Regions from separate parts of the Homo sapiens genome. Here region 1 is linked to region 2. The links are chromatin loops, found by intact Hi-C in ENCODE. Cell type or tissue: B cell. All regions are shown on one strand. Each heading gives the region's core, and the rest is flanking DNA. Links, peaks and the distances in the headings are about the cores only.

Region 1 (10,136 bases), core at 1,105-9,104, 55 kb after region 2:
AGTGTGAAAAGTCAAAGATGGTGCCTAGGTTTTAGGCCATTGCAATTTAATGTTGACATTTACTGAGCATGGGGTAATAGTATATGTATATGTGTATGTCTTTATAGACATATGTCCAGTTTTAGACATTTTAAAAGACGCCCTTTAGCTTGTCATGTGGATAATGAATAGAAGCTATATGGGAGCTCAGGAGAAATAGCTTGAAGGTTAGTAAATGACGGTGGTTAACTGGGCTCCTAAGATAGTATGACATGAAAGTTCATTGTTTAGCCTTGACTACAAATTTGATACGGTAAATGAGAAATCAAGTTCTATAGAGGATCAGACAGTAGTACGTAAAAATGTAAATTTCATAATATTTTTTACAATACAGAAAAGAGGGCTCTTAAAAAATCTCATTCATAAATAGCATACAGTTTGGGAAGATCTAGATACTGATAATGGGACTTTAATGGAAGCATCCCAAGTAAAAGAACAATTGTCAGAAACATCTTGTATACCTGAATCATATAAAATTTTTCAAACCTGAGGCCAGAAATGAGCAAGTAGTTATAAGGTAGCAACAAATAATGCAACACAGTAATAATTTCTAGGGACTTAAGACATTCGGCGAACTTCAATATATTTAAGTCTTTTTGTTAAAATGGTTCCTCAAGTTTTTTTGGCAGGGGGTGGCACTGTCATGTTTTGAAGCCATTTCCAAATACCTTTAACCGTTGATTTTTCCATTACAATGGGACAGCACGAGAAATCTTAATAGTCACCTTAGGGTACCTTTAATATCTGTCAAACACTGCAAACACCCTTAACATAGCATCATTTCCACTTGGAAAAATTGCCTAGTGTCAGGCCACAGAATGGGATCTGGGTTCAAATTTGTTCAGCTAGCCAACACAATACTTAGGTAGATCTTTGCACCTGATTACTTTTAAATACTTGACGATTGGTTGAATTCCATGCCAGTATGGTTATTCAAATTAGCCAACTGTAGGACGTTAATGTATTTTAATATTCCAAGTGTAAATGTGGAAATCAATGTACTGTATTACAATTCAAAGTACTAGGAAATTGTCAGGTATCAGAAACGTAATACTTAAACACATTCTCTAAAGCCAAAAACAGCTATAAAAAAATAGCTGTAGAGTCAAAGGATTACTGGTTGTAGTCTGTTACAAGGGAATGCTACGAACAGACTTCTGAAAACGGTTCTCAATCTTCACTATTCATCAGAATCACTTGGAGGGTGTTTTAATATAGGTGACTGGGCTCCATGCCAGTTTGACTCAGGACTGGGATGGGGCCTGACAACTTATATTACAAAGAATTTCCTAAATGATGCTGAGATTGTTATCTCAAGAAACATTTTGAGAACCACCTTATTCATAAACTGTATAAAATTAAAAATCGAGCTCACACACATTAAGCTCAAGTGTGGATTTCATGTTAGCTGGAATTACCGAGTAAGACCAAAGTGTCTTTAAACACAGACTTTAATGGTAACAATTCCTTTAAGCTCAATTAACTTCAGCTATTACAAGTCTTATGCAGATGTCACTATTAGACAATATTTAGTGACTTGCACTGGGTTCCTCATAAAAGACAAATTCACTTAAAAGTGTAATCAACAATCATTAACAGTTTTGTTATGCCAACACAAAACATGGCTGAGTTACCCCCCTCCCCGCCCAAATTACTAACACAGCATGATCAGTACCTTAAGTATACTTCAACTAAGCCATTTCAACAAACAAAAAAAAACAAACAAAAAAAAAAGTGAGTGTTTCACTACCCCTGAGACCACTAGTTAACTGTGGTTCATACTTTAAAATGTGAGTACACCCACACAAGAAAGCAAATTAATCAGTTTTAAAAAATCTGATTATCACATTGCAAACTCGCCCAGGAAAAACAAACTGAGTCATTTAAAATGTAAATTTACCATTAACAGGCCAACTGGACCCTAATTCGGTTTATGCATTAAAAGATTTAGGAAATACAAAGACATAGTCAAAACTGATTCTAATACTCAGTTGGGTCCTATACATGGCACTAGTAATGTCAAATTACTGGGTGGAGTGGGGCAAAGAGGGCAAATTCTTAGATTCTTTTAAGATTTCATTGTACATATCTCATGTCCAGTGTCCATACATTCAAAAATGTTGGTTTTCCAGGTACTTTACTGTTCTTTTAAACCTGGAGAAGCCTCTATGGCTTATTCCCTTAGAAGCAACAAATGAAATGATGTATAAAGCATCAAGTCAAAGATACAGAGAACTGGACACATCCACTAATTGTTATGACAATCAAAGAAGTCATCTCCGTAAATACCTAAGGGTTGTCTAAGGCTATAAAGGTCAATTTGAAAGCCAGTTAGGGATCCACCGTGTTTCATAAAAGTGTCTTACACTCATGTTTGGCTTTCAAGAAGTGATATGCCTACTAAAGCTGTTATTTTGAGACTATATGCATCTCAGAAGTAATTTTGAAAATAGAGCCAAAGAGCAGTTTTTCTTACCTTGTGGAGCAGAATGTTAACTAATTTCTCATTCATAATTTGAATCCAAAAAAGTTATGCAGTATGACATCTACCCTGAAGGAGCCGTTTTAAGCAAAACACAAAATGAAAAAATTCACTCATTGGAAAAACTGCGTAGCTGGTTTTTTCCCCAATGAAATGATTACAGAATTAACAAAGCCAGAACATCTTCAGAAGGCATGCATTTCACTTCCAGTTTAGAGAAGAACCTTAAGTCAATAAATCATGTCCAAACTACATATTAAAATGTTTATAAAAAGTAAGTTTTAACATTTATTTCTAGCTTTCCACATGTGTGTGCAGACAAGGAATAAGATTGCACGTAAGTGTAAGCAGTGCAAAAATGTGGAAGTGGAGGAGTCACAGATGTGCTAGAACTTTAAGAAATAAAGCAGTGAACAAAATCAAAATAAACAGGAAAAATGTAAAACTATGGGATCAGAATTAGGAAAGGTGAAGAATGGTAATGCCCTTGTTACTACAGAAGTTAAATCAGTGGCACAGATAGCACTTGTCAAACAAAAAACAATCCAATAGCATTGACTTTTATTCATTCATGTTAAGTCACCTGAAATGATATCTGTTGCATTTAAATGCTCATTAATGTAAATGGCTGAACAAATCCATTTCAATGGATACTCAATATCCCACATAGATAAGTCACTTCAACACAGCCTCATGACAACTCCCACACCAAAACAGTACTTTATTTTGCAAATTTTGACCCATTATTACTCCCATGTTGTTTTTTTTCAGCTGTCAAGTGTACAAGGTGAAGAGAAATTTCAGTTAGACAGGGGCTGCACCTGGAAAATAAATTTCTTAAACTCCATAAACACATTTCAAAACTGCTGGGTCCCAAAAGTCCATCTATGAACTCTAGGGCTGCCAGTATCATGTGCAGCACATTAAAGCTACACTATCCAAATAGCTTATTAATTCTGCATAAATCAGGTCAAGCAATGTGTCAACCTGTAACAGACTGTGCACTTTAACTGAACATGGCAAAATATTCACTCTTTCGAACTTTACATCATCATTTGATGTCAAACAATGAAGCAAATCCCAACAGTATATACAAAAAACAGCTTTGCATTTACAAAAGATTGTTTCCCATACTGATTAATCCAGGCAGCTAACTCATTGGTTTATGCAACTTTATTGAAGAAAAATAAATCAATTACTAGCAGAGCTATTAGTTGATCACTCATCCATTGACAACTTGCATCATTTATTCAGTGCTATATTAAACAGTGTATTGGAAGATAGATTAACTAATAGCTCCAAGCCTCCTAACAATTTAAATGAAAATTACAAAATGTTTGAGACCCTATTTTGGAATACAAAGGGTGTTTGACTTCCAATTTCCATTCTCTGTAGAACAAGAACAGGTCATTCCTTTATTGACATGCATAAAATACATCACATTTTCTGTTCTGCTGATGCTATAAATTCAATACCAATTCTCCAGCCACATCAGTTATGAGCATAAAGCATATCATGTAACCTCAAATCTCTAACAGTGGAAGGCTTAAACAAGAATGGATGCTGCTAGAATAATGCTGTATCCTTTGATGTGACAACTGAGCATCCATCTCCCTCCCCCTCAGATGATTTCTTCAGCATGTTAGAGCAGTGAGGAATGGTTTTAGTCTCATAACCAAGTTAGAGTGAAGACATTGGCCACATAATACACATGCTCCATTTTTTTTTTTAAAAATTCTGAGTCTTGGGCAACTGTTCTCTTGTAACTACTTTACAGTTTCTAAAAGCAGTTATTGTCCAAAGCTGGAAGAACTTAAGTCTTCTCAGATGAGCATGTGAATGAATGGAGGGAGGTAAACAAAAAATAAAATTAAAAAAGATGAGGTCTGATAGGGGAGCAGCCGGATAAGAAAATCAAAAAAGGAACAGTAATTTAAAGTTTATTCCAGCTATAATGCAGGTTATTCTGACTTTAAGGTAGCATCACATGGCATACTTCTGAGTCCATTCCCGAGATATTCTGTTGTACCTGTAAATAAAGATGTTATTTTTAAAAGTTAAAATAAAGAATTCCTAATACTTTAAATGGAAGGGAAAGATTTCCATTTTATCATCTCCAGACTCATCATGAAGTCATCTCTAATGACTATGATTAGAATAAAAGCCAACAAGGGAGAAATAGCACTGGTACTCAAAGCAATGTGGGAAATGAGAGCCTGATGCTCTGAAAGTAGTATTTTAAAAACAACTAAGAAAGCAGCACTGAAAATTGGGAGGCTAACAAAAATCAAAAGACCCTTTCTTTCTCTACCACCGAGCTCATGCTCTAATTTTAACGTGAAGAAATTTTTACAGTTCATTATGGACAAATGTTAAAATAGTATACACATTCTATCTATCCACAGAAATTTCCACCAAGGCCAGAACTAGGCTTTTACTAGAACAATTTTATCTGAATCCTAGAGTTTGGGAAATTACTTGGTCCTGGATATTACAAGAAAAAATGGCTTTGGGACTTAGGTAGAGGCAGAAGGGGAAGATGACACTGGGCAGAATGACAAAGGGCAGTAATTTTCAAAAGGGGTGTGTGTGTGAGTGGTTGTGTTCATCAGAATCACGTGTTACTTTTAATAAGTGTGGTAACTGAGGCTAATAAGCACCACTGAGACCTGTTGAGTACAACAAGGGCATCTTCGTTTAAAAAGATCAACAGGTAATTCACACACAAGCAAGGTTATTACTCAGGAAGACTACTAACATTGATAAATACTATCAGCTTCCCCCTGGATTATACTCATGCCATAGACTACTTACAACAACAAAAAACAGTGATAACCTTAAGAAATGAATATATATATATATATATGCACAGGAGAATTTTTATATTGTTTAAATATTAACTAGCTTTATTTCAAACCAAGAACCAAATATGGTCCAACAACTTTCCTAAACTTTTTAAAAAGTTCTTTCTACCAATTCATTGTCATCTCCTAAGGATACTCTCTCAAAAAGCCAGCACTTTAAAACAAAGGCTTTATTTAGCATACAGGGAGCCACAAAGTACAGCTGACGCTAATGCATGCTTGTCAGTAATGAACATTTAGTTTAGATGCTTAGGCTTAAAAGTGTTTTTCCCTTACATTACTATCTCCCGGCAAAATTTGAACTAAACCACCACATTCTGTATAGGATTGGTACAAAGTCTCAAGCTAAAATTTAAACACCATGATAGTTTGAAAAAAAAAAAAGATACTACATAAATTCCCATTTCTTACTAGTGCTATTGTAACTGCTTTGCCATGCAGTACTTTCAAGCAATAACGGCTACCAGATATTTACTTTCACGTTAAACAGAGACCAAGCAGTTAAATGTACAGTTTTCAGAAGACTGCCATATTTGTTACCTTTTGTTAGTTAATACAGTGCCTTAACGCATGCAGCACTCAAGTGCTGGCAGTACCATAATAAGCGCACCATAGAGTGCAGATCCTCTTACCCTACAACATAGCGTATTTCTCTGTCCACTCTCTTGCTAACCTATTGTACCTAATTGAACAAGTACACTTAGCATTAATTATAACATATGAAAGTTATAATGGTTAAGTTGAACATAAATATAATTCAAATATTTGAGAAATTTAGACCAAATTTTTACAATAGTACTAACATTTTTGGAAAAACATGCTTGGGGTAAAGAAAAATTTGCTTTCTTCCCCAAAAGTTGAGAATAAAGTGATACTGTTTAACACGCTAGGAAAAAAAAAACAACAATAAAACATTTTAGAGGGGAGCATTCACTGTCACATAAGCTAAAGCCTAGTTAAGTTTTTTTAAATAACCACATTTCAATAGCTTTCTCCATATTTTAACTATTATCTTACTAAATATCAAGTCTTCTTGGCACTGTCACAAGCAAAGTATAAGCCTAACTCATTAAGTAAAACCACTTTTATAATAACTTTTTAACATACTTACTTATCTCTGTCTGTTTTATAGATCCGTGCAATCTCTGGCACTAGGGGGTCATCTGGGTTTGGATCACATAGCAGTGAACAAATGGATAAAAGAACTGCAAGAAAACAAAAACATCTGTTACCCAGTTTCAGGAGTTTGGATAAATAAATTTTTCTAAACCGTGTATTACAAAACTCAATCCTCAAAAGACTTTTATTAGTTTGTATCTTTATCTCAATGAGACACAGTTTTACAGAGATTTTGTTTCACAGAAGACAAGCTCCTGGTAAGTAAGAAGTGCTAAAAACAGGGTTTTGTGGCATGAAATTCACTGCAGACTAGCCATAAAAATAGTTTCTAAGATAGGCAACTGATGCCATATTAATATATATATTTTAAATAGGCATAAATGATATTAGAACTTGAGTTTCTTGGTACTCAGTGGCTGGGGGGGGGGGGACTTTAGCAAGAATATGCAGGTAACACTCATGCCATATTCATAGCCATTAGGCATGATGAAAAATCCATTCTTAGCCGTTGTCTTGGCAATTTCTGAGAAAAACCCTCAAGTGCTCCACTAAATGTCTCCTTGAACTTGTAAGCAAGAAACCATATTCCCAAGAGTACTAGTTAAATACAATGCCAAAATCTCTTTAGTACTAAGTGAGTCATCAGCTCTAGTTTTTACCTTAACCAGTTCAACATACTGATGTATAAGATGTCAAGCATTAAGGAACATAGATCGCATTCACTTTGAGTGCCTGCTATGTGCCAGTCACCATATATGGTGGTGCTGTTATAAAATGTTAAGATATAAATGCTTGAAATGGTTCTGACCGATTTTTTTTTAAAAAAAGCAATAGTATAAAAAAGACAACACTGTCACATATTTATTGACTACAGCAAATTTAATTTCAAACCCCAAATACAGCAGAATATAAAATTACCTAATATAGGAGACTTGGCTATACAATAACTCACAGAAAAAAGGTAGCTTCAGTTGTGACTGCTAGTTTAATAAGTTAGCAAAGTATGGCTGCCAAAAAAGTAAGTTGCTTTAACGACAAAACAATACCAATTCAATCTGCCCTTACAAAAACAGTTTTCAGTGTTACTGTACACTCCCAGCAGTAGTAGAAAAACTTGGAAACTGATATTTAGGTATGTAGCATGATTTGAAAAGAAATTAGAAAGCATCCAAGAAGGTGAAAAACAGGTGTAAAATTTTAAAAACACTCGAATTATGGCAGCATCTGCCTAAGTTGTTTCTTTTTCTCCCTTAAGTGATTCTACTCAATAAAGTTTGGGAAATGCTACTGCTACAGTCTCTCTCCATGAGATTCAAGTGCAGTATATACACATATGAAACTTTTATACAATGCCTTGCCTTTTGAAAAAGCTTTTTTGTACTTACTGAACTCATAAAATCAAAAAACAATTAATGGTGAAATAGTGTTAATTATTACAACTTCACCTGGGATATTCATGCGGAGACCGGAAAACTTGTTACATATAACGTAACAGATACCTATTAAGAGACCAGAATTGATCTACAGATCTTTCGAAGATTATATAATTTTAGACTGTCATTAGGTAGAAACAACCTATCATGGTTACATAAAACATGACTGAAGATTTGTCTAAAAATTAACCCAGGAAAGCAAAATCAGAATTTTCCTAGAGTGGAAACCTCAGGATTCAAAAGCTCTATTAAGTTTAGGTATATCATACCATTCTTGGTAAAAAGGCCGCAAGTTAGTGTGAGATGTCCAAGTGGTTTGGGATTGAAAAATACAGAAGTCTATTAAAATAAATTTTGCTATTATAAGATGAGATGAAGGTAACTCATTAGGCAAATAATGCCTACTCACCACAATTTGAATTTTAACAACTTCTCACAAAGTATCTTTAATCAACACCACTAAAAGAACAAAAATTATAAAAGTAACTTTATTGCTTCCCCATCTCTTACCAAAAAGCTGCCATAATAAAAATACTCAGATAAGTAGATCTAAGAATGAAGCTTTATTAGACAATGAGAACAGCTTATTTCACTAGAAATATTTACCTTTAGAAATTGTTAAAGCAGGCGACCACTGTGATCTTAGAATATCGAGACAAATGCTGCCATTACTGTTAATATTTGGATGATAAATTCTTGTTGTAAATGCAACCTAAAACAAAAACTTTTAAGTATTTTATTCAAATAAAAACAAACATCTTTTAAAGCAAAACTTAAAATAATCAAGCCACAATGTTAAAAATGTCATCTATTAGCATAGAAGTTCTAAATATTATAGAAACTGATTTTTACAATCTGACCACAACCCCCTGCCTCCTCTTTTTACAACAGAAACCTAAACTTTTGGATAAAAATTTCATTACTCATATGATGTAAAGTTCTAAAGGTTACTGTGGCCCTACCATATCATGAATCAAAGGGCAATTTAAAGGTATTTAACACATTCATTTATAAAAGCCCTAACTTTTGGATGTAACCAAAATTTGTAGACCATCTCATTTAAAGTTTCATTAAGTTACACAGGTACACCTGAGTCTGCATTTCCACCGTACATAAAACATAAACTTGAATCACAAAAATGGAAACCATCACATTGCACCTATAACATTACTAGAGATTGTTATAGTGACATGTTTATGACCTTTGTATATTACCTTTTCTAGTTATTCATACAGGTTGAATTTATGTTAATGACTGAAAAGTGAAGGATAATATGCTTTTAATACCTATAAACCAGTGCACTAAGCAACTCTAAGTTTTCACAAATTTACACTTACGTATACAAAACTATAAGCATAATAAGCATATGCTGTAACAATACGTGCAAATATAAATTGAAGTTGGACATTTGATGCTTACAAGACAACAAAAGCCCAAAAATCAGAATCTGTGTAACAATAATACAGATGAGGGCGGAAGCTTCCACATGGTCTGAATCTTGCAACATTAAAGAAAAGGCAAACCTTATTCCTATTTACAAAGCTCAAACTGAGGTCTAGCTCTTTAAACCAAAGGTTAAGAGTCAGCATCTATACATGAGTGCAATTCAACATATATATACAGCCTACACAGAACCCTATCTTCCAAGAATGCTCTATTCCTTTGAAATAAAGCATAAATCTATACTAACAGATTTTGAGGGAAAATACTTGCCTTAGGTGGTTTGAAGGGGTAGTCTGTAGGAAAATGAATTGTCAAAAAGAATACACCGCCTTGATATGGGCTGTCATTCTGTAAAAAGAAAAGTATGCTTAACTCAAATTTAAAATATTATTGCTAAATATTCCGTAACATTTGTTTCCAAGCATTTCTCTAATAATGAACCCAAATCACCTATTTACACTGCAATAAATAATCTATTCCATGAAAATTCAGTCTATAGTAATAGAAAAAAACTTAAAACTTATACAGTAATAAACCCTAATTTATCTAGTCATTTTACACGTCACCAAAATGTTTTTTTAAAAAGTTATCCAGAAACGCAAGTATTCTAGATCTCAATTCTCAAAAGTACAACACAGCAATAAAGCCTACATAATCATGTTTCAGAATAATCTGTAAACAAAATTTTACACATGTAGATTATTTCTTCCAATAGCCAGATGTGTACAAATGGCTTCACAACAGTCCATTCTGCCC
Region 2 (10,136 bases), core at 448-8,447:
AAATGCAAAATACACTGGAAAGTTTCAACAATAGAATCGAACAAGGGAAGAAAAAAGATAAATGAAACAAAAACTGGCTCGGTGAAAAGATAAATGAAATTGATAGACCACTAGTGAGATTAATCAAGAAGAGAGAAGATACAAATAAGCTCAATTAGAAATGAAATGGGAGATATTACAATTGATACCACAGAAATACAAAAGATCATTCATGGCTACTATGAACATCTTTATGTGCACAAACTAGGAAACCTAGAGGAAATGGATAAATTCCTGCAAATATACAATCTTCTCAGATTGAAACAGGAAGAAATAGAAACTCTCAACAGACCAATAACAAGTAGTGGTGTTGAAAGAGTAATTTAAAAATTGCTGACCAAAAAAAAGTCCAGGACCAGATGGATTCACAGCTGAATTCTATCAGACATTCAAAGAAAGATTGGTACCAATCCTACTGAAAATACTCCAAAAAATAGAGAAAGAGGGAATCCTCCCTAAATAATTATATGAAGCCAGTACTATCACCTACCAAAACCAGAAAAGGACATAACATACAAAAACTACAGACCAATATCCCTGATGAGCATAGCTGCAAAGAGCCTCAACAAAACACTAGCTAACCAAATCCAACAGGATACCAAAAAGATAATACACCATGATCAAGTGGGTTTCATACCAGGGATGCAGGTACATATGCAAGTCAATAAATGTGATACACCACATAAAAAAGAATTAAAAACAAAAATCATATTATCAACTCAGCAGATGCAGAAAAAGCATTTGACAGAGTCTAGCATCCTTTATGATTAAAATCCTCAGCAAAATTGGCATAGAAGGGACATACCTTCAGGAAATAAAAGTCATCTGCAACAGATCCACAGCCAACATTGTACTGAACAGGGAAAAGTTGAAAGTATTCCCCCTGAGAACTGGAACAAGACAAGGATGCCCACTTTCACAACTTCTCTTTGACATAGGACTGGAAGACATGGCCAGAGCAATCAGACAAGAGAAAGAAATAAAGGGCATCCAAATCAGTAAAGAGGAAGTAAAACCGTTGCTGTTCACTGATGATATGATCATATACATAGGAAACCCTAAAGACTCATCCAAAGAGTTCTTAACCTGATAAATAAATTCAGCAAAGTTTTGGGATACCAAATCAACGTACACAAATCAGTAGCACTCCTATACACCAACAGCGACCAAGCTGATAATCAAATCAAGAACTCAACCCCTTTTACAATAGCTGCAAAAAATAAAATAAAATACTTAGGAATATACCTAACCAAGGACATGAAAGACCTCTACAAGGAAAACCATGAAACACTGCTAAAAGAAGTCATAGATAACACTAACAAATGGAAACACATCCCATGCTCATGAATGGATAAAATCAATATTGTGAAAATGACCATACTGCCAAAAGCAATCTACAAATTCAACTCAATTCCCATCAAAATACCATCATCATTCTTCACAGAACTAGCAAAAGCAAACCTAAAATTCATATAAAACTCAAAAGGAGCCTGCATAGCCAAAGCAAGACTATGCAAAAAGAACAAATCCTGAGATATCACATTACCTGACTTCAAACTATACTATAAGGATATAGTCACAAAAACAGCATGCTACAAGTACAAAAACAGGAACATAGACCAGTGGAACAGAATAGAGAGCCCAGAAATAAAGTCAAATACTTACAGCCAACTGATCTTTGACAAATGAAAGAAAAAAATAAAGTGAGGAAAGGACACCCTATTCAACAAATGATGCTGGGATAATTGGCAAGACACATGTAGAAGAATGAAACTGGATCCTCATCTCTCACCTTATATAAATAAATATCAACTTGATAGATCAAAGTCTTAAATCTAAGACCTGAAACCATTAAAAAAAAATCTAGAAGATAACATCAGAAAAACTCTTCTAGACATTGGTTTAGGCAAAGACTTCCTAAGAACCCAAAAGCAAATGCAACAAAAACGAAGATAAATAGATGGGACCTAACTAACCTAAAAAGCTTCTGCACAGAAAAAGAAATAATCAGCAGAGTAAACAGACAACACACAGAGTGGGAGAAAATCTTCACAAACTATGCAGCCGACAAAGGACTAATATCCAGAATCTACAAGGAACTCAAACAAATTAGCAAGAAAAATCAAATAATCCCATCAAAAAGTGGGCTAAGGACATGAATAGACAATTCTCAAAAGAAGATATACAAATAGCAGAAAAAATTTAAAAATGTTTAACATCACTATCAGGGAAATGGAAATCAAAACCACAATGAGATACTCCTTTACTCCTGCAAGAATGGCCATAATTAAAAAAACAAAAAATAATAGATGTTGGCATGGATATGGTGAAAAAGGACCAATTTTACACTGCTGGATGGAATGTAAACTAGTACAACTAAGGAAAACAGTATGGAGATTCCTTAAAGAACTAAACGTAGAACTACCATTGATCCAGCAATCCCACTACTGGGTACCTACTCAGAGGAAAAGAAGTGATAATATGAAAAAGACACTTGGATACACATGTTTATAGCACCACAATTCGCAATTGCAAAAATATGAAACCAGCCTAAATGCCCATCAACCAACAAGTAGATTTTTTAAATGTGGTATATGTTATACATAATATGGAATACTACTCAGCCACAAAAAGGAACAAAATAAAGTAGAGTTGGAGACCACTATTCTAAGTGAAGTAACTCAGGAATGGAAAGCCAAGCATTGTATGTTCTCACTTATAAGTGGGACCTAAGCTATGAGGATGCAAAAGGCTTAAGAATGATATAGTGGACTCTGGAGACTTGCAGGGAAGGATGGGAAGGTGAGGGATAAAAGACTACACATTGGGTGCACTGTATACTGCTTGGGTGATGGGTGCAACAAAATCTCAGAAATCACCACTGAAGAACTTCATGTTACCAAACAGCACCTCAGGAGGTCATGGTTTTTTTCCTGGTAAAGTGACCCAAACCTTCATTCCTGAAGGGTCTGGGCCATTTGTAGTCCTGCCCAGATTGGGCTGTTGTAATTTCCCATTGACCTTAATCTCAGGGCATGGTAATACTATGAGACACCCCAAGGGATCTCCTGTATTCCACGCATACTCTTCCTTATCTCCATTGTGGAGCAGTAGACTGATTTTGTCTTGATAGTCTGGGTCAATCACCCTAGCCAACACTGTAACTCCCTTCTTAGCCCACTGACTTAAACTTAGGAGGAGCCCGAAGTGTCCAGGTGGCAATCTTAACTTCTAGTTTAATGGAATCATTGTGTCTCCTGGTGGCAGCGTTTCTCCCTCTGGAACTAAGACTTCTAGACCAGCAGAACGTAATGTCGCAGGAACAGGAAGCAAAAATTTTGCTAGTGGATCACTAGGGGTGATGGTGAGTGGTACCACTTCCACTTCCATCCCTTGCTTCCTGGACCTATGAATCTTGGCTATGGGAGAAACAGTACCATATATTGAATGCTGATTCAGAGCATACATGGTCTTCTGGAGAACTTTGCCGCAGCCCTGAAAAGTATTGTCACCCAGTTGGCATTGTAATTGTGACTACAGAAGGCCATTCCACCATTCTATCAATCCAGCTGCTTCAGGATGATAAGGAACATGGTAAGACCAGTGAATTCCATGAGCACGAGCCCACTGCCACACTTCTTTAGCTGTAAAGTGAGGGCCTTGGTCAGAGGCAATGCTGTGTGGATTACCATGATGGTGGATAAGGCATTATGTCAGTCCATGAATGGTAGTCTTGGCAGAAGCATTGCGTGCAGGATAGGCAAACCCATATCCAGAGTAAGTGTCCATTCCAGTGAGAACAAACCTCTGCCCTTTCCACGATAGAAGCAGTTCAATATAATCAACCTGCCACCAGGTAGCTGGCTGATCACCCCCAGGAATGGTGCCATATCGTGGGCTCAGTGTCGGTCTCTGCTGCTGGCAAATTGGACACTCAGCAGTGCCGTGGCCAGGTCAGCCTTGCTGAGTGGAAATCCATGTTGCTGAGTCCATGTGTAACCCCCATCCCTGCCACCATGGCCACTTTGTTCATGGGCCCATTGGGCAATGACAGGGATGGCTGGGGAAAGAGGCTGAGTGTTGTCCACAGAACGAGTCATCCTATTCACTTGATTATTAAAATCCTCCTCTGCCAAGGCCACCTGTTGGTGAGTACTCACATGGGATACAAATATCTTCATAGTTTTTGACCATTCAGAGAGGTCCACCCACGTACCTCTTCCCCAAATTTCTTTGTCACAATTTTCCAATCATGCTTCTTCCAAGTCACTGACCACCCAGCCAAACCATTGGCTACAGCCCATGAATCAGTATATAACTGCACATCTGGCCATTTTTCTTTCCATGTAAAGTGCACAACCAGGTGCACTGCTTGAAGTCCCACCCACTGAGAAGATTTCCCTTCACTGCTATCCTTCAGGGATGTCCTAGAAAGGGGCTGTAGTGCTGCAGCTATCCACTTTCGGGTGGTGCCTGCATATCGTGCAGAACCATCTATAAACCAGGCCCTAGTCTTCTCTTCCTCTGTCAACTGATAATAGGGAACTCCCCATGAGGCCATTAGTGCAGGCTGGGGGAGAGACGGCAGGGTGGCAGAAGTGAGCCACTTCTGCCTTTGAGCCACTTCCTCATGTAACTTAACTGTGCCTTCAGGACCTGCTCGAGCCCAATCATGTATATACCACTTCCATTTGATGAGGGAATGCTGCTGTACACAACCTACTTTATGGCTAGATGGGTCAGAAAGCACCCACTTCATGATAGGCAGTTCAGGTCACACAGTGACTTGATGACCCGTAGTCAAAGGTTTGGTTTCCACCAAAGCCCAGTAACAGGCCAAGAGCTGTCTCTCAAAAGGAGAGTAGTTATCTGCAGAAGATGGCAGGGCTTTGCTCCAAAATCCTAGCAGCCTCTGCCATGATTCAGCTATGAGGGCCTCCCAGAGGCTCCAAACACCATCTCTATCTGCCACTGATACCTCAAGCACAATTGGATCTGCTGGGTCATATGGTCCAAGTGGCAGAGCAGCTTGCACAGCAGCCTGGACCTGTTGCAGAACCTTCTCCTGTTCTGGATCCCACTCAAAACTGGCAGCCTTTTGAGTCACTTGCTAAATGTGTCAGAGTAACACAACCAAATGTGGAATGTGTTGCCTCCAAAATCCAAATAGGCCCACAGGACGTTGTGCCTCTTTCTTGGTTGTAGAAGGGGCCAAATGCAGCAACTTATCCTTCACCTTAGAAGGAATATCTCAATAGGCCCCATACCACTGGACCCCTAGAAATTTTACTGAGGTAGAAGTTCCCTGAATTTTGGTTGGATGCACATGTCTCACCAATAAGTCCAGTGTGTTTGGTACTTCTTGCTCACTGGATCCAATCAGCATAATGTCATCAATGTAATGGACCAGTGTGATACCTTGTGGAAGCGAAAGAGATCAAAGTCTCTTCGAACAAGATTATGACATAAAACCAGAGAGTTGATATGTCCCTGAGGTAGGACAGCAAAGGTATATTGCTGGCCTTGCTAGCTGAAGGCAAATTGCTTCTGGTGGGCCTTATGGACAGGAATGGGGAAAAAGACATTTGCCAAATCAATGGCTGCATACCAGGTACCAGGAGATGTGTTAATTTGCTCAAGCAATGAAACCACATGTGGTACAGCAGCTGCAATTGGAGTCACCACTTGGTTAAGTTTACAACAATCCACTGTCATTCTCCAAGATCCTTCTGTCTTCTGCACAGGTCAAATAGGAGACTTGAACAGGGATGTGATGGGAATCACCACCCTTGAGACTTTCAGGTCCTTGATGGTGGCACTAATCTCCACAATCCCTCCATGGATGTGATATTGTTTTTGATTTGCTATTTTTCTAGGTAGGGGTAGCTCTAATGGTTTCCATTTGGCCTTTCCCATCATAATAACTCTCACCCTACAAGTCAGGGAGCCAGTGTGGGGGTTTGGCTACCTGCTACGTATGTCTATGGCAATTATGCATTCTGGCACTGGGAAATGACCACAGGGTGGGTCCCTGGATTTCCTTCCAAGGAAGGAAGTCAGACCTGTAAGTCAGACCTGAGCTAAAACTCCATTAATTACCTGATCTCCATAAGCCTCTACTTCAACTGGAGGACCACAATGACATTTTGGGTCCCTTGGTATCAATGTCAGCTCAGAGCCAGTGTCCAGTAGTCCCCAAAATGTCTGATCATTTCCCTTTCTTCAATGCAGTTACCCTGGTAATAGACTGGGGGTCTCCTTGGGGAAGGATGGGAGAAATATTAACAGCATAAATAGTCACTAGCATAGTGGGGTCCTTTTCAAGGGGACCCAGCCTCCCCTTCATTCAAGGGTTTCTGGGCCTATAAATTTTGTGGTGGAGTGACTGTTGTTCCCACCGTTAGATCTGACATACAGAGAAGAGCAATTACAGGACTCTTCAGAGATGCAGTTGCCGCCATCACAAATCCATTTCGCAAAGCGTTGGTCAAGGGTGTATCTTCTGGACCCTCCCAGCTGGGATGGGTAGGTCCAAAGTGACCAATCCACTCCAGCATCCAATCTCCCTAAACTTTTGGATCCCTTCCTCTACATTAAACTGAGAGAGATCAGGCATTTCCAGCTTGCTCACAGTGGGCCATCTTTTATCCATATTTCAGCTAACCAAGCAAATAAACTATTAGAACCATTAAAACCTTTTTTAACTCCCTGAGCTGCAACATCAAAAGCAGAATCTCTACTTAGTGGGTTCAAATCAATAAGTCCAGCCTGATCCAACTCTATATTCCTTCCGCCATTATCTCACACCCTTAATATCCATTCCTATGACTCTTCTCCAGATTTCTGCTTATATAAATTAGAAAACTCAAGCAGTTCTTTTCTAGTGTAGCACATCTCCTCAAGGGTCACTCTGAACCTCACCTCTAGGGGTCTGCTGGGACTTTAGTCTAGGTATAGGTCTAGAAGCAAACAGGGGTGTTGGGGGTGGCTCCTGAGGAGAATCAACGTTATTTTGCCTGGCAACTGCCTCAGAGGAGGCCATCACTGTTGCCTCCAGGCAGCGCATGGTTTATCTCCTCAGACAAAGGTGGAAAGGCTGATGGCAGCATGTGTTGGGGAGGGGATGTTGCCACTACTGGGGATGAAGAAGCTGTTTCTTCTGGCAAAAAAGGTTCATCAGAGTTAACAAGCTCAGTGTCCCCAGCTTCATTAGGCCCTCCACCACACATCCCCATTCCAAGTTGCAGGGTCCCATTCTTTTCCAGTCAATCCCCTCACTTTAACAGTAGACACCTGGAAAGGCTGTGCATGCACCTTTCGTTGCAGGTCAGCCACTCACATGATAAGAGCTTGTGTCTATTTTTCCACAATTTCAGCTCTTTCTCTATAGGAGATAAGACTCTTACACAGGGTAATCTAGCAGGTGTGAGGCTCAGTACTACTTCTGAAGCTGAAAATGAATCCCTGAGCTCATCATTTTTCTTTCATCACTTTGTCCAGTGAACGTAGGAGCAACCAACCAGCTTTATTATGTTCCTTGGTTCTCCACATATGGTCAAAGGTATTATGTTTCAAGTCACTAAACTCCTTGCCTCTCACGAGCAGTGAATCAGGAGTATCAGATGCATTTATTTTGCATAACTCTCTAAACAGTTCATGCCAAGGACTATGGGTGTTCTCCATACTATTAGAAATAGAATTCTTAGGCCGGGCACTGTGGCTCACGACTGTCATCCCAGCACTTTGGCAGGCCAAGGCGGGAGGGTCATGAGGTCAGGAGATCGAGACCATCCTGGCTAACATGGTGAAACCCCGTCTCTACTAAAAATACAAAAAATTAGCTGGGCGTGGTGGCGGTCGCCTGTAGTCCCAGATACTTGGGAGGCTGAGGTGGCAGAATGCCGTGAACCCAGGAGTCAGAGCTTGCAGTGAGCAGAGATCGCGCCACTGCACTCCAGCGTGGGTGACAGAGCGAGACTCCATCTCAAAAAAAAAAAAAAAAGAAAGAAAAAGAACCTTTAGCATTTTTTGGTCTAATCACATTAAGCAGCCAACTCCAGAAACCCCAAAACCAATAAAAGAACTCCATCCTTAATATTCTGTTCCTCTAGAACCACTTCTGGTACCAAAATCTGTATTAGTCAGGGTTCTCTAGAGGGACAGAACTAATGGGATATATATATATATAAAGGGGAGTTTACTAAGGAGTATTAACTCACATGATCACAAGGTCCCATAACACGCCATCTGCAAGCTGAGAAGCAAGGAAGCCAGTCTGATTCCTAAAGGTGAAGAACTTGGAGTCTGATGTTTGAGGGTAGGAAGCATCCATCATGGGAGAAAGATAGAGGCTGGGAGGATAAGCCACTATAGTCTTTTCATGTTCTTCTGCCTGCTTTTTATTCTGGCTTTGCTGGCAGCTGATTAGATTGTGCCCATCCAGATTAAAGGCAGGTCTGCCTTTCCCAGTCCACTGAGTCAAATGTTAATCTCCTTTGACAACACCCTCACAGACACACCCAGGATTAGTACTTCGTATCTTTCAATCCAATCAAGTTGACACTCAGTATTAACCATCACAATGTTTCATTCAGAAGCTATAGTCTCCAAACTTCAGTTTCTCCTCTGTCAAATAGGATCTTCAGCTATGATTCTTACTTCAAAGGGTACACAGGTACAAGAGATCCCCAGCCCACGAGTCTGGCAACATGTTTTGGTCAGCCTTAACATTATCTTTTTCTAAAATCCTTAAATTAGTAAATATTGCTTCCCATCTAACATAGCTCTAAGTGAAAAAAGTTGCAGTTTAAGGAGAGTCCTAATTTTCTGACCAAAGAGACTAAAACTTAAAAGGGAAAACAAGACAAACTATTTGCTTGGCCCACTACAAGTCCCAGGCATTATGCAAGGTTTTCAAGGAGACACAGAGACAAGTGACACCTGACTGAAGTGTAGCGGTGGGGTTCCCAGGACTGGACCTCATGAAAGGTTAGAATAAATGCCTGCAGACAGATTCCTAGCTGATAGGAAGAGTCAGAGGAGATCACACTTGCTCAGGGAGTGAGGCTGGGCAGCTACATGGTTCCACTGCCTCTGAGATGAAGCCAGGAGGTGACTGGAGCTGACATGTGGAAGAGGCAGTTGGTGAAACCTTTTCTGCATGGGTTTGATCCCCAGCTTAATCCTAATACCTGTGAGTCTTTGTGAAGCTCAAAAAACATCTCTGTACACCTGTTTTCTCAGTTCTTGAATGGAGATAGTAATCATACCTACATGCCTCACAGGATCAGTACAAGGAGTGCATGAGACAATTATGAAGAGTGCTTAGAACAGTTCTTGGTACATAGTGTGCACTCAAAAATGATAGCTATCTTTTCTATTACATGTACTGATCTGAAATGATGTCTAAGATATATTAAGTTAAAGAAAAAGGTCAATATAAAACTATATATATATATAGAATGCAATCATCTGTGGGGGGAAAATACATGTATCTATATATGATATCTGTCTGTATATGTTTATAACATCTATGGAAGAATACACAAGAAACCGGTTAATCATGGTTGTTTCTATAGAAGGGAACTGGACCTAGAAGACAGGGATGCTTTTCATAACATAGCCTACCTTTAAAACTGTTTACTATTGGCCAGGCAAGGTGGCTCATGCCTGTAATCCCAACACTTTGGGGGGCCGAGGTGGGCGGATCACAAGGTCAGGAGTTCGAGACCAGCCTGGCCAACATGATGAAACACCATCTCTAATAAAAATACAAAAATTAGCCAGGTGTGGTGGCAGGCGCCTGTAATCCCGGCTACTCGGGAGGCTGAGGCAGGAGAATCACTTGAACCCAGGAAGCAGAGGTTGCAGTGAGGCGAGATCGTGCCATTGCACTCCAGCCTGGGTGACAAAGCAAGACTCCATCTAAAAAGAAAAAAAAAAACCCATTTGCTATTTATATCCTTTACCTGTTTCTAAATGTCATTAAGATTAATTTATCTCTTTTTTTAAAAAAAAGAAAACAATGAGCTAGGTTGATAGCGGTAGAAATGTTAAGGAATGGTTATAAGACAGTATAGATGGGACTTAAAAGATCC

Evidence for each region. Peaks named below come from ENCODE experiments on the same cell type or tissue, not always from the same donor. Only the 100,000 strongest peaks of a DNase experiment are listed, where the experiment ranks them.
Region 1: it touches region 2 in a loop (3-fold over the local background); 2 of 110 quality-filtered maps call a loop at or near these places.

What each region holds. Positions count from the first base shown.
Region 1 is chr4:102,792,911-102,803,046 of GRCh38, forward strand. UBE2D3 (ubiquitin conjugating enzyme E2 D3) reads right to left here. Exons shown (of 8, transcript NM_181891.3): 5 at 9,651-9,728; 6 at 8,544-8,649; 7 at 6,497-6,590; 8 at 1,473-4,550. The coding sequence ends at 4,505. It overlaps LOC102723704 (a long non-coding RNA gene), which reads left to right. Exons shown (of 5, transcript NR_125932.1): 5 at 6,518-6,665. Among named protein-coding and RNA genes, the nearest start is that of UBE2D3, 30 kb to the right of the region's middle. In B cell, for the core only: no CTCF peak of the experiment used is centred there; no DNase peak of the experiment used is centred there; H3K27ac peaks cover 850 bases.
Region 2 is chr4:102,738,947-102,749,082 of GRCh38, forward strand. The region is part of intron 1 of MANBA (mannosidase beta); the gene reads right to left. Among named protein-coding and RNA genes, the nearest start is that of MANBA, 17 kb to the right of the region's middle. In B cell, for the core only: a CTCF peak has its summit at 4,629; a DNase peak (open chromatin) is centred at 4,635; H3K27ac peaks cover 2,747 bases.